Regions from separate parts of the Homo sapiens genome. Here all the other regions are linked to region 3. A link is a contact called in ENCODE Hi-C data. All regions are on one chromosome and are shown on one strand. The core of a region is the stretch at or near the end of the contact, and the rest is flanking DNA. Distances in the headings are between cores, read along the strand shown. Region 1 holds the start of DICER1 (dicer 1, ribonuclease III). Region 2 overlaps ASB2 (ankyrin repeat and SOCS box containing 2). Region 3 holds the start of CALM1 (calmodulin 1).

Region 1 (4,325 bases), core at 1,680-4,179, 4.8 Mb before region 3:
AAGTGGAGCATGAATAGATAGACCATTAGAACGGATACAGAGTCCAGAAGTGAACTGCTCAATAAATGACTGTGTAGCCACCTGGACAAAAAAATTAATTTGGATCTATACCTCACCCTATATATTAAATCGATTCCAAATGGATCAACTTTTAATTCCAAAAGACTTAAAGTCTAAATGTCCATCAATAGAGAATTGGTAAATTATGGTATGGATATACCTGCAATAATATGTTAAGGGGGTTGAAAAAACAGCAAGGAGCTCTCTATGTGTTACTATAAACATGCCCCCCGGATACATTAAGTAAAAAACACAAGGTGGAGTAAATATGTATGGCATGCCGGCATTTTTCTAAACAAGGAACACAAAGGGCATATCTTGGCTCATATATACATAAACATTTTGAAGAATGAGCAGGAAACAGTGGTCACCTATTTGTGACACTAGGACAGGTGTGAGGGACATCTTTTTCCACTGTGTATCTTTTATAGGCTTTCTGATAAATGAATAATATGGATATACTATTTATTTTAAAAATAAAAACTGAAATTGATAAAAATCAGACAAACCGGCCAGGCGCAGTGGCTCATGCCTGTAATCCCACCACTTTGGGAAGCCGAGGCAGGTCAGGAGTTCGAGACCAGCCTGGCCAACATGGTGAAACCCCGTCTCTACTGAAAATACAAAAATTAGCCGGGCGTGGTGGCACATGCCTGTAACCCAGCTACTTGGGAGGCTGAGGCAGAAGAATCGCTTGAACCTAGGAGGCAGAGGTTGCAGTGAGACGAGATTGCGCCATTGCACTCCAGCCTGGGCGACAAGAGTGAAACTCTGCCTCAAAAAAGAAAAAAACAAATACATAAAATTAAAAAAATAAAAAAATCAGGTATACCTGCTGATGGAACAAGCAGCCTGGCTAGTCTTGACAGATTGCAAGAGGGCAACCAGAGGGGCTGAAGTTGTACCAGCCCACAAATTTCCACTGCCAATAGAGTCCAGTGCCTACCCCCATACTGAGATGCTGTCCTTCTCATAAAGGCTTATCAGGGAGTCCACCGAAGAGATATCTACATTTGGGGATAAGTTAAGACGATGTTCTTTAAGCCAGACACTTATTTAACGCCCACCGATATTTTAATTCCTAGCTACAAAGAAAACCTTATATGTATGACTGGGGTCTTAAAGGTATGACATGCTCACCGTGCTTGACATATAAGAAACTACTTTTTTAAATACATGGGTCTGCCAGGAGCATCCTACTTCCTAATTTTGCCCATAAATATGCTACTTTCAAGTGAAACCTTAAGCCAATTCATAGTAAATATATTATCAAAATTTTAGCACAGTAATGACTGAGCACACCAGCCTCAAAGCCAGACTACGTGGGTTCAAATCTCAGTTGTTCACTTACTGGCTACTTACTTGTTGGAAGTTATTCCATTTCTTCGTCTGTTAAAACAGGAAGCAGGCTGGGTACGGTGGCTCACGCCCGTAATCCCAGCACTTTGGGAGGCCAAGGCGGACGGATGACAAGGTCAGAAATCGAGACCATCATGGCCAACATGGTGAAACCCCGTCTCTTCTAAAAATACAAAAATTAGCTGGGTGTGGTGGCGTGCCCCTGTAATCCCAGCTACTCGGGAGGCTGAGGCAGGAGAATCACTTGAACCTGGGAGGCGGAGATTGCAGTAAGCCCAGGTCGCACCACTGCACTCCAGCCTGGAGACAGAGTGAGACTCCGTCTCAAAAGAAAAAAAAAAAAAAAACAGGAAGCAGTTTCAGCACCTACCTCACAATGTGCACACAGTTAAAGCACCTACCTCACAGGGTGCACACAGTTAAAGCACCTACCTCACAGGGTGCACCTAAGGATCACAGGCATGCAAGCCCTAGATCAGCCTGCCCAATGGCAATATAATGCAGGCCACAGGTGACATTTAAAATTCTGTAGAACCCACACTAAAAAATAAACAAATAAAACTTTTATCCCAATATATGGAAAAAGTTTATCACTTCAACATGTAACAATTTTTTGAACATTATTTGGTAAAGAATGCATATATCTCGATTCCGACTAGCCATACTTTAAGTGCTCAGGAGCCATGTGGGGCTGGTGGCCCCAAACTGAACAGCACAGCCCAGGCAGCAGGGGCGCATAGTAGGTTCTGCTCACGCCCATGGTCTGAAAGAAACACGGTTGCAGTTGCTGTGAGCACACCTCACCTGGAGCAAACCGGCCTATCAGGGGGTCCACTGAAGAGATGTCTACATTTGGGGATAAATTAAGAAGATGTTCTTTAAGCCAGCCACTTATTTAATTCCCACCGATATTTTAATTCCTAGCTTCAAGCTGTGGTGCGCGGTTCCGACCTATGCAAATGAACAGCTTACAAACAGAGGGCCACCATCTATTTCTCATTATCTGGGGATCCCGGTTGGGGTGGGGGGCGGAAGTGGGTGTTTGTTATTTCCCCAAATGCGGAGGCCCCTGCACCACTAACGCGAGGAAACGCAGGCGAGTGGGAAGGTACTTTAAAAAGGGGAGGGAGGTGCTCAGAGGGAAGCTAAGCTCTCCGGGAAACAATTACGGCCACGTTACGGTCTGTGGGTGCCAGAAGGAGCAACAATGGAGGCAGTCGAATTCCGAGAGCTCAGAGAGTCTGCCAAACTTAGCCGGCCTCGGCGCGCGGGTTCCCGGGGGCCCCAAAAACTCCGGGCAACTGCGGCCCAACGCCAAGGTCCAGTCCAGGCGCTGGGCCGCAAACGCCTCTCCGGCCTCCGCGCGCGCGCCCGCTGTCTCCCTGCTCCTGAGTGGCTGGGGGGCCGGGATTAACCTTTCACCGCCAGGCCCTGTCCAATCACAGGCTCGCTCTCATGCCGCCACGGGGCGAGCGGAGCGTGGGGGCGCGGAGGGGCGGTGCGGGAGCCAGTGGGATTCTCCAAGCGGCTGTGCGCCGTTGCCGCGGGCCGTGCGCTGGCTGCCGGCCAGCCGGGCGCTGCGCAGTCTCCGCAGGCGCCGGCGGGAGGGGTCGAGGCGGAGGCGCGGCGCAGGCTGCTGCAGGCCCAGGTGAATGGAGTAACCTGACAGCGGGGACGAGGCGACGGCGAGCGCGAGGAAATGGCGGCGGGGGCGGCGGCGCCGGGCGGCTCCGGGAGGCCTGGGCTGTGACGCGCGCGCCGGAGCGGGGTCCGATGGTTCTCGAAGGCCCGCGGCGCCCCGTGCTGCAGGTGAGGCGGGCTCCCGCGGAGCAGCTTTGTGTCCGGGGCGGGGAGCGGGTCGCCTGGCCGCGCTCCCGCCTCCGCGCGGAGGCCCGCGTGCCGGCCATGGCCCCGAGCCGCGCGTCCGGGCCTGGCGGGCGCTGACGAAGGGCGCGGCCTCGCCTGCCTCGTCGTCCCGCACAGCGCGGCCTGTGGACCCGGCGTCTGCCCGCCTCGGCTCTGCTCCTGGGCCCGGACCCCGGCGCCTCCCCGCGAGGCAGCCCTGGGAGACTTTCCGGGCCGCCGTGGCGTGGTGGGGGATGCCGGCGCCTGTCCACTCCCCGGCCTGGCGAGGCCTGGGGCTCTTGACAGGTCCCGTCACGCGCGCTAAGGTGGCGCGGGAGCAGCGGAGGTGGAGACGCGCGCCTGACCTGCCGGAGCACCCTGGGGCCCTCCTCTGATGGGGCCGCTGTGCCGCGCCCGGAGGGGACGAAGCTGGGCTCTCGGTCCCTCCCGGGAGGGTCCTGTGTGATTACTGTCAGGGGACCAGATTGGGGCCCTGGGGGGCGGGCAGGGGCCGAGGCCATTCTTTTGCCTCTCCCCTCAGATGTTTTTGTGCCAAAATGCCTAGACCCTGCGGAGGACCCTTTCTTCAGGGTTTTTGATTTTGGGGAAATCAGTGTATGTTTTAAGTTAGCACATCAGATTTCTGTAGATTGTCCAGAAAAGCTGAGTTGCCCTGATGGCTCTGCCTGGAGGTCAGAGCCAGCAAACCACTGAGTGTGTCCTTAGGAACCTGAAGATCCGCGGAAACGTGGAGATGAGTTGGAGGGTCCTATTTGTGTAGTGTTAACTCCGTGCTTTTGTGGAGAGAGTTGTGGTTAAAGGGACACGTTACTGGTCTACACGATAAGTAAGTGTTCTTAGGACTTTCAGGTTTTAAAAACATTCATCTGATGAAAGAGGATCACTTGGACGCCTATGCTTCTGTCTTCGAATATTCTGAATCTTTACAATCCTGATTGTCAGGTGTCTTCGTGGTGCTTGTTTTCAAACAGTGGAAAAGGACTCAGGTTAGGATTTAAGCAACTCGGAAAATATTGTTAAAAATGTGCTGTTAAAACAGG
Region 2 (4,553 bases), core at 541-3,040, 3.6 Mb before region 3:
CAGGGTCCCCAAATTCACACGGCACACACGCACTTGTGCCCTCACACCCAGACACGCATTACAGTGGATGCAGGACCCGAGACAGTCCTTGTTCACTTTTATCTGTCCAAATAAATTCACAGCAAGTTTAGCAATAGGATGTCACCCTTGTCCCCAGGCAATCCACATAGCAGCTCCTTCTCATCTTCAGGTCTGAGATTAAGCATCACCTCCTCAGCCAGTCCTGCCCTGACCACTCTCCCGGGCCAGCTGGTTTTTCACCTCTTACTTGCTCTCATGGCTGTTTCCTCTGTGGCCTTCACCTTGACTTACAATTCTTATTTATTTCTCTGCTTCTGCCATTAACCTACGCCTCCAGTGAAGCGCTGTGTCTGACCTGTGGCAGGCACCACATGGCTATCTGTGAATGAGTGAATGGGTGAATAAAGGAATAGATGGAAAGGCAGCAGAGTGGAAAGAGAAGTAGGTCTAGAGATTCAAATTCTTCCTCTACACTTACTGGCTGTGCAACCTTAGGTGGGTGGCTAACCCTATCTGAGCCCCAGTGGCCTCATCTTTATAACAGCAACAACAAAAACATGCTGTGCTCCCCTTGCAGTATTCCTGTGAAAAGCAAATAAGATGAGGTGGGCGTTGGAGCCTTCCCACATCTTGCAGCTCGTATTGACCTCCCCGGCCCTGTCTGAGTGCTCCAGCACCAATCTCATGATGGCCTCTGCTTCACAGACAAGCTTCTTGGGTCTTCCTGGGACACCCTCCTGAGAGTGTTCCCAACTAGACTGTGACCTCCTAGGGGACAGAGAGCTGAGCTGATACTGTTTATTTATTTATTTATTTATTTATTTATTTATTTATCTCCAGTGCCCAGCTTAGAGCCTGGATCATTGTAGCTACCTAATAAATGTTTTTAAACAAATAAATACCTTTGAAACCAATAAAAAGCTCTAGCAATGCAATTGATCATTATTATATTGTGACCAAAATGGAGTCCACTGAGTCTTCTGGATCTTAGAAATGAAAGATCAGTATCCCAAAGAAAACAGAATTCTGTTAAAAACCATTTCCCAATTTGCTTCTGTCTCACCTCAACGTAAGGCACAGAATTTGATGAGGATCAAATGAGGATCATTTGCCAAGCTTTGGTCCCCTAAGGGACCCCAAAGGGACAGACCTAGCTTCCTGTTCCATGGAGAAGTGGGGTCCATGAACCCATGAAGTGCAGAGCCCAAGGTTTCCATGAATGGACCAGCCAGAGTGAGTCCAGGAGGCTGGGTCTTCCTAATCTTTAAACCTCTGCATTTCATTTAAGATACATTTCTGAGAAGACAAAGGAGGAAAACATGAAGCAGGAACTGGCTGAGGCTGTTGTGTGCACAGCTTCAAACAATTCAAATCAAGCCACCCACACTTACTCTGCACTTATGATATGCCAGGTTGTGAATCAGGGCTGGGTCCTGCTCTCCCTAAGATCACAGTCTAATGAGGGTGAAGGCCCAGAACTACCTGATGACACAGCAGGGAGAGCACAGCTTCCTCAGTTACAGAGGGACCCTGGAAAAGGTCAATTCACTTAGTCAAGGAAGTAGGCTTTGCAGGATGAATAGGAGTTCATCAAGCAGACTAGAGGAAGCAAGCCTCTTTGAGCCTCAGTTCTCTCATTTGCAAAGGAAGCCAATTACATCTCCTTCACCAAGTGGACTGGGGAATTAAATGAGATGCTTGGTGCAATGTGCCTGTTATAACAAGTGCTCAATGAGTCACATGTGTCTCACGGCACAGTGGTGGGCGTGGGGTGGACTCGTGGCATGGGGTGGGCGTGGGGTAGACTCATGGCACAGTGGCGGGTGTGGGGTGGACTGGTGACATGTTGGCGGGCGTGGGGCGGAATCGATTTTGTTAGCTCCCTCCTCTATTAAGGTGCCTACCTGCCCCCTGCATTCAGCCAGGCCCAGCCCAATCACTGCCTCCCTGGGGCTGACCTGGGCTTCTTACTAACTCAGACAGAGCAGCCATCCATTGACTCACCGAGAGGCTAGGAGCACTGTCCTGCCAGCCCATTCTCTGCTCTCACTGAGGCTGACCGTGCCTGAATTCATGACAAGCTGGACTCCAGGGTCAGGTGACGGTGACACATTCTCCACCCCAGAACCTGCCCAGTGACACACAAAGGACAGAGGCCCTACCTGGGGCTCTTCCAGGGCATGACCTACACCCACATCCTGCCGAGGCCAGGCTCCTCTCGCCTGTGATGACTCAGCCCAGGAGGTTTGCTCTGTTGGGAATTCCCCTGCTTGGGGCCCGAGGGGAAATGGGGCCTCCAGCCTTGATTGGCGAGAGCACGAAACCCAGCCAGGGGCCCTGGCTCCCCAGCCAGCCCTGAGACTCACGACTCAGTAACTCTGAGCGGTCGCCTTGCCCAGTTGCCAGCCCCAAAGCCAGTGGATGCACTCGGATCTCAGTGCTCCCAGAATGAGCCCTTCTGCCCCGATCTCAGCCCGTCCTCTGTGACTCTGTGGCTGTGTGTGGCCTTGTCTCCCTCTCTGCTGACTTCCAAATATCCTCAGGATCCACAAAAAGATAAATTTTAATGAGCTGCATCACCACCCAGAGTGGGCCTGGGACTGAGCCAGAGCTGGGAACTCTTTGTTGAATGGAACTCAGTCTGTCTGTTTCCTCATCTGCAAAATGGGAACAGCACACCCGCTGCTTCCATCAATGGTGGCAGGAGAATGGAAATGAGGAGAGGCTCGGCATGACTTTGTGAACATTTGCCCTGCACAGTTGTTAGAAACTGTCATCATCACCAGCTCCCTCCACCTCCATCAACCTCAACATCCCGGCCACCATTGCTGCTGCCATTACTATGCAGAGACAGGTCCTCGTTTAGATGGTGCAGTGGGCTTTTTCCCAGTGCTTTATTATCCTGCTAAAAACATTCTAACAATGGCAGGTAACTGGAGGCCACACATGCACTAAGTATGAGGGTGGCCGTGACCCAAGGATCCTGGGAGGTGGAAGCCCAGGGCCTCATCAAGACGACAGGGCTGGAGACAGCTGAGGTGAGCCTGGCCCCAGGCTGCCTCCACCTGCCGGCTGTCTCTCCTTCTCAGGACCAGGCACTAATGCAAAGGACACTGAACCCAGCAGCTGTCAGGGCTGAGGAGGGGCCTTGGCTCTGGGATCTGTTGGACACTGAATCTCTCCACAGCTACAGAAACAGTGTGGACATCCCCAGTCTGGTCCTGGTCCCACTTCTCCATTTTGCAAATAAGGAAACTGAGGCACAGAGCGGGGATGGGGCTTGTCCAAAGTCACAGGGACAGTCAGTGTGGAGGTCGGAGAGCTGGAGAGAGGACGAAAAGGCAGGAAGAGGCCAGGCCTTCAGAGGACAGGGTGGCATCAGGAGCTGGGCGGACAGTGGTAGTCTGAACCTCTGCTCCACTCGCTGTCATGCTGAAGGTGACCCTGCACAGTTAAGTCCCCTCTCACAGCCTCCCTGTCCTCATCTGTAAAAGGCACCCCCATCTACGGTTGATGGATGTGGATAAATGAGGACACATGCAGGCGGTGTCCTGCCCACCCCAGTGCGGGTCAGTAGAAGGCCAGAAGCAGGGGATGGGAGAAGGCAGGTGGGAGGGCGTGACAGCGGCGAGGATGAGGAAGGCAGCCAGGCCTGCAGGCAGCCCTGAGAGCATGAAGCAGAGGGGTGAGCAGGTTCCCCTCCTCCTGCCACCCTTGCTCCTCTCTACCAGGCTCTGGCCTTGCTGGGGTGTACCCACAGAATCTGTAGGCTCTGGCCTAGCCAGAAAGAGTGTGGGTGCTTCTCAGGGTCATAATTACCCCATGCCCCACAGGGTGTGAGTCACTGGTAGCAGAGTCCTCCCCAATCCCCCCCAGAAGAGTGTGGTGAAAGGCCCGGGCCACTGGGGTGTCGAGAGTGCCAGGCCTGACCTACTGGGGGTGGTGTCAGTAGGGGCCATATACCCTGTTCTCACGACAACCCCAGGCCAACTCAGATTTGTGGAGCGGCCATCCCACCTCCTTCCGGCTCTTCCACCCTCACAGGAGCCTGGTGGGTCGGGAAAACTGAGGCCTAGAGAGGCAAAATGATGATAAAATGAAGAGTGAGTACATGTGGAACACCCTCTGTGCCTCACACTCCACTAAGCTCCTCACACCATTCACTTACTCAGGCCTCACCGGCCCTCGAGCACAGGCTGTTTTCATGCCACCTTGCAGGAGCGGGGACTAAGGCACAGAAAAGGTCAACCTGTCTCACGTCACACAGCCAAGGAGTGCCAGAGCCCAGATGTGAACCTGTGTCTGTCTGACTGCAGCCCTGGTTCCGACGCCCTTCCTCATGCATCCTATAATAACACTATAGAGGTTACTATAGTGTCTGCTCCTACCCCTGGGACAAGATCCCCTAATGAGCTGGCAGGTGGGCGTGGGGGGCACAGGTACAGCTTGGCTTCTCAGCTTTGCTCCCCTATCCTCTGCTTTGCCATGAATCTCTCATCCAGCCCCGCAGGGATCTGCCTGGCCAGCAGTGA
Region 3 (4,486 bases), core at 141-2,640:
TCTGCGGACTGGAAGTGGCGCGGGGCGAGGGACCGGGCAGGGCGCGTGCCCGGGGGCAGGCGTGGGGGGGAAGGCGGCCCCCGAGCGGGCGTCTGGACGCCGCCCCTCCTCGGCCAGGAGGGTCACCACCCCCGGCCCCCGCGCACCAGGGCTGAGGCCAAGGCCACCCGCACCTCCCACCCGCTTCTGCTCCCCCAGGCGACGAGCCCGCGGCGCCGCCGCCTCCTCCCGGAGCAGAAACTTTGCGTCTCTAATGGAAACCAAGCCGCGCGCCAGTTCCCTCCTCCCCCGCCGCCCCCCCCCCCCGCCCCAATTAGCGCGAGCCCAGCGCCTCCCGCGGGAAGTGCCTCCTGGTGCACCGAGGCTCACGCCCGCCCGCACTGCTGCACTGGGTGGGGGGCCGCAGGGTGCGAAAGCGGCAGGAACAAGCCACGGCCACACCGCAGGGCCCCGCCCGGGCGCAGGGCGGCCCGGCCGCCGCTTCCGCCCTCTCCGCCCCCAACCCCTCGCCTTCCTGCCCCCAACCCCACCCTTCCCCGGCTCCTTCCTTCCCAGCCCACGCCCGCGCCGCGCCCCCCGGGAAGAAGGAGGGGAGAGCGACCGAGGGAGGGCGCCCAGCAGGGCCGGCCAAAGTGGGGAGGTGGCGGGCGCTGACTGCGCCCCTCAACACCCGGCCGGAACAATGTGCGCCACCGGCCAGCTCCAGCCCATTCATTCTCCACTGCCCGCCCGACCTGCCACCTTCGCGCCGGCGGAGAAGCGGGGTGGGGAGGGGCGGGCCGGGGGGGGGGGTCTAGTGCCCGGCCCCGCCCGGCTCCCAGGCCGAAACGCTGCGCTGCAGGCAGCCCGGGTGCGGCGCTAGTGGATGCAGTGGGTGCGGGGCTGGGCGGGGGGCAGGGGGATTGGATGCAGAAACCCCCGCTGCAGTTGCGGCCGGAGCCCCTGCCCGTGGACGGCCTACGACCAAGTCCAGCTCCAAGGGGAACCAATAAATGAAGCTCCCTGGCAGAGGTCGCCGAGATGCAAATCCAAAATGCAACCTCCTTTAAGCGCAGCTGCTGCGTAACACTCAGAAAAGAAAAACCTCCAAGAACCAAAAACAAACAAAAAACAAACAAAACAACTAGAAATCTGGGAAGAAATCTCGGGCAGCTGCTACGCCGGCATTTGCCACTCCCGACCTACCATGGTGCGAGCGAAGGGAGGAAGAGCAGAGGGAGCGAGGGTGGCTGCACCAGCGCGGGGGCTGCGACGGCGGGGGTACCTCCGATGCCGCTGCTGCTGCTGCTGCTGCTAAGGCGCGCTGTGCGCTATGCCGCCGCCGCCGCCTGCGCCGCCGCCTGACTACGAGTAACGGCACGGCGTCCACGACACTCCCAGCACCACTGCCGGAGCGCGAGTCTGCGCCCCGCGATATATATATGGTGCGCCGTATCCCTCCGCCGCGGCGGAGCCGCCTCGCGCAGAGCGGCGCTGCGGCAGCCGGGCCTTGCCCGCCTGGTCCCGCCCCCGGGTTCGCCAGGCCTCCCGCCGCCCCCTGCGCGCCAGTCGCGGCGGCCCTACGCTGGGTCGGGGAAGCGTTCTAGGCTGGGCGCGCGGTCTCGGGTCAGGTGTGGCGGGGAGTCCTCAGGAGACGCCCACCCTGGGCGGGGGCGAAGACAGAGCGCCTGCTTAGTCCAACCTGGGGGCGGCCCAGAGCTTCGGAAGCCGTTCACTCCGCTACCTACCCCAGCCTCACCCCACCTGGGTGACCCTCCCACCTCAACATCTCCAACCGCTCCACTAGGGCTGCCGGCTCCCGCGTGCCCCTCGTCCTTGGGTCTGCAGCGGCCACTTCCAGTTTGGGGTGCTGCAGGAGGTCCTGAGAGTAGGGGGTCCGCGGGGAGGTGGAGGCAGATTGGCCACACTCCTTCAGCTGCCGAGGAGAGGGGTCTGCAGAGGACGAGGTAGTTGTCCTCCTGGAAGAAATTGGTCCTCTTCGGATTTTGGAGCAGTATCCGAGTCAAATTATTTATGCTCAGTTGCTAAATCTGTGTCATGCTGCGATGTTTAATCAGTCTTTAATGTTTTTACGTTTCCACTGAATATTTTTTAGGATGCCTGAATATTTCTCCCCTACTATTTTGTTCTTTTTCCTGGCGCCCGTCTTACTAAAATTAGTGTACCTGTGCAGCTTCTACAGACCTTAAACCCAGGCTTTAAATTTTTCGTAATTTTCCTGATCCTGAGAAGGGTCAGAGTCTTTATTCATAAATCCATAGAAACAAGGGAAAAAATAGATGCTTCAAATCCTCTGCATTACAAGTGGAACACACAGCCAATTGCCTCTCTTATGGAGCTAGATTGTATTTTAAACTACAGTTTTGATTATATTCCTTTTAAAAGACTATTTAAATCTTTAAATATACTAGTGTTTTCCATTTTTTATTATATTCCTTTTAAAATAATATTTAAATCTTTAAGTTTACTAGTGTTTTCCATTTTTCTGTAAAGTAGAGAAAGAACAATTTCAGCCAGTAATGTGAACCCCAGGACTTGTAAAAATCTAGACAAAATGCTGCAGTTTCTTTTCTTGCCAAGGCAGAACACAGAATTTGATCTTCTGTTTTACAGGGCCCGGGCAACAGTTGGAGGTTATCATTTGCTTACTGTTTCACAGAATATGGCAAAGTGTGTGATTAACATGCTGTGCTAGAAAGGGCTTTGCTTGCTTGTGTTTGTTTCTGCTTTCAACAAAGTCTGCAGGAATATGTTTTTTAAAAAAGGAAAAATGTACAGGCACATTGCAAATGCCACAGGACTTCTTGGGATAACCTTAGACAAGACGTCAGCATCTGTGGAGCTGTTCCTACTGATGTTCCTTCTGGAATGCCGCAGAAAGAGTGAACCTGCTGTTTAATTTAAAGAGAGGCTGCAGCAGCAAGCCAGGGGATGCTGCCTTCCCTCTGCAGATTAGAAAGACACTATTCACTTCACAAACCTGATCCTAATCCCTGCAAAAAAATAATAATAATACTCCTGGGCTCATAGGGGAAAACCTGAGTAGGAATAAAGCGTGCATACTAATGCGAGAGTTGGAGATAAGGAAATAGAAGAAAAGGGACTAATACAAATTAATTTTAAAGAATATGCAATAATCCAGTCAGTTACAAGCCTAAATGGCCAAACTCCTTATTAAAACTGCATCTTGGCCGGGCGCGGTGGCTCACACCTGTAATCCCAGCACTTGGGGAGGCCGAAGCAGGCGGATCACAAGGTCAGGAGATCGAGACCATCCTGGCCAACATAGTGAAACCTTGTCTCTACTAAAAATACAAAAATTAGCTGGGTGTGGTGGCGCGTGCCTGTAATCTCAGCTACTTTCAGTAGGCTGAGGCAGGAGAATCCCTTGAACCAGGGCATCGGAGGTTGCAGTGAGCCAAGATAGCGCCATCGCATTCCAGCCTGGTGACAGAGCGAGACTCCATCCAATAATAATAATAATACTAAAACTGCTTCTTTCCTAAGGGTATTGGTATTCTTTCTCTGGGGCTTTTCATATAGTAGTTAGTGAAATACATTTTTTCTTTTTTTTTTGAGACAGAGCCTCACTCTGTTGCCCAGGCTGGAGTGCAGTGGTGCAATCTCAGCTCACTGCAACCTTCGCCTTGTGGGTTCAAGCGATTCTCCTGCCTCAGCCCCCTGAGTAGCTGGGATTACAGGTACAGGTGCCTGCCACCACGCCTGGCTAATTTTTGTATTTTTAGTAGAGATGGGGTTTCACCATGTTGGCCAGGCTGGTCTCGAACTCCTGACTTCAAGTGATCCACCTGCCTCGGCCTCCCAAAGTGCTGGGATTACAGGTGTGAGCCACCGCTCCCAGCCAGTGAAATACATTTTAAAACATGATATGCATTGTATAAGTAGGGGGAAATAATGGCCTAGAAATGTGTTTAATTATTAAGGATCTACTCGTTTCTGATAGTCTTCCATTCCTTGTGATTATTTTGGTTAAGTTGCTACAATCTATGGTTTTGAAAGCCAAGCATTCTCTAAAATAATATTTTTCCTCTGTCATTAACCTTATTTCACCTAAATATAACATTTTGAAACTTTTTATGACTTTACTTGCTAAAAACTGTACATTTCAGAATCCTTTTACTTAGTATAGTAAAATTTATTTTCCTGATTCTTCATATTTTACAAACTAGAGTTCTATTTTGGTAATTCTTTAATGTATCAAAGCACATCTTTGCTTTCAAGTTCATCGGGTTTATAATGAGGTCATGCTTGCACAGTTTTATGGACATGCTTTTCACAGTTTGACACTCTGAAATATAAGAAGGTCAAGTGACTTGCCCAGGATCTTACTGTGAGTCAGGGATGGGGCATAAAATAGAGCTTGAGTCCTTGCTCAGGGGCTCTAATTTAGATAATATATTCGTGGTCTTGATATCCGAACATTTTAAAGGCCCAATGTTAGGGGTTTGTCTGTTTCATAAAGCAG

Evidence for each region. A loop is a pair of places that touch in the nucleus more often than their neighbours do. Pooled maps may share reads with other maps.
Region 1: a loop to region 3 is called in a map of naive thymus-derived CD4-positive, alpha-beta T cell, with 10 times the contacts of the local background. The contact joins the promoter of DICER1 here to the promoter of CALM1 in region 3. A Hi-C loop is called at or near these places in 1 of 168 maps with a recorded cell type or tissue (naive thymus-derived CD4-positive, alpha-beta T cell), 2 of 37 single-sample maps with no recorded cell type and 6 of 50 pooled maps.
Region 2: a loop to region 3 is called in a pooled map, with 7 times the contacts of the local background. The contact joins the enhancer-like site here to the promoter of CALM1 in region 3. A Hi-C loop is called at or near these places in 2 of 37 single-sample maps with no recorded cell type and 9 of 50 pooled maps.

What each region holds. Positions count from the first base shown.
Region 1 is chr14:95,156,133-95,160,457 of GRCh38, reverse strand. It overlaps DICER1 (dicer 1, ribonuclease III), which reads left to right and starts at 2,929. Exons shown (of 27, transcript NM_177438.3): 1 at 2,929-3,228. DICER1-AS1 (DICER1 antisense RNA 1) reads right to left here and starts at 2,770. Exons shown (of 4, transcript NR_015415.1): 1 at 2,600-2,770; 2 at 2,224-2,265; 3 at 1,423-1,582. RefSeq lists enhancers at 2,459-2,528, 2,569-2,668 and silencers at 2,759-3,218, 3,279-3,638.
Region 2 is chr14:93,957,253-93,961,805 of GRCh38, reverse strand. The region is part of intron 2 of ASB2 (ankyrin repeat and SOCS box containing 2); the gene reads left to right. Among named protein-coding and RNA genes, the nearest start is that of MIR4506, 11 kb to the right of the region's middle. RefSeq lists an enhancer at 1,542-2,741. Within about 2 kb of position 1,790, at least 8 of the 41 ENCODE cell types and tissues checked have a DNase peak (open chromatin) inside an H3K27ac peak, as active enhancers do.
Region 3 is chr14:90,393,933-90,398,418 of GRCh38, reverse strand. CALM1 (calmodulin 1) reads right to left here and starts at 1,390. Exons shown (of 6, transcript NM_006888.6): 1 at 1,186-1,390. The coding sequence starts at 1,188. RefSeq lists silencers at 19-88, 129-198, 279-828, 839-998, 1,279-1,698 and enhancers at 1,129-1,178, 1,300-1,594.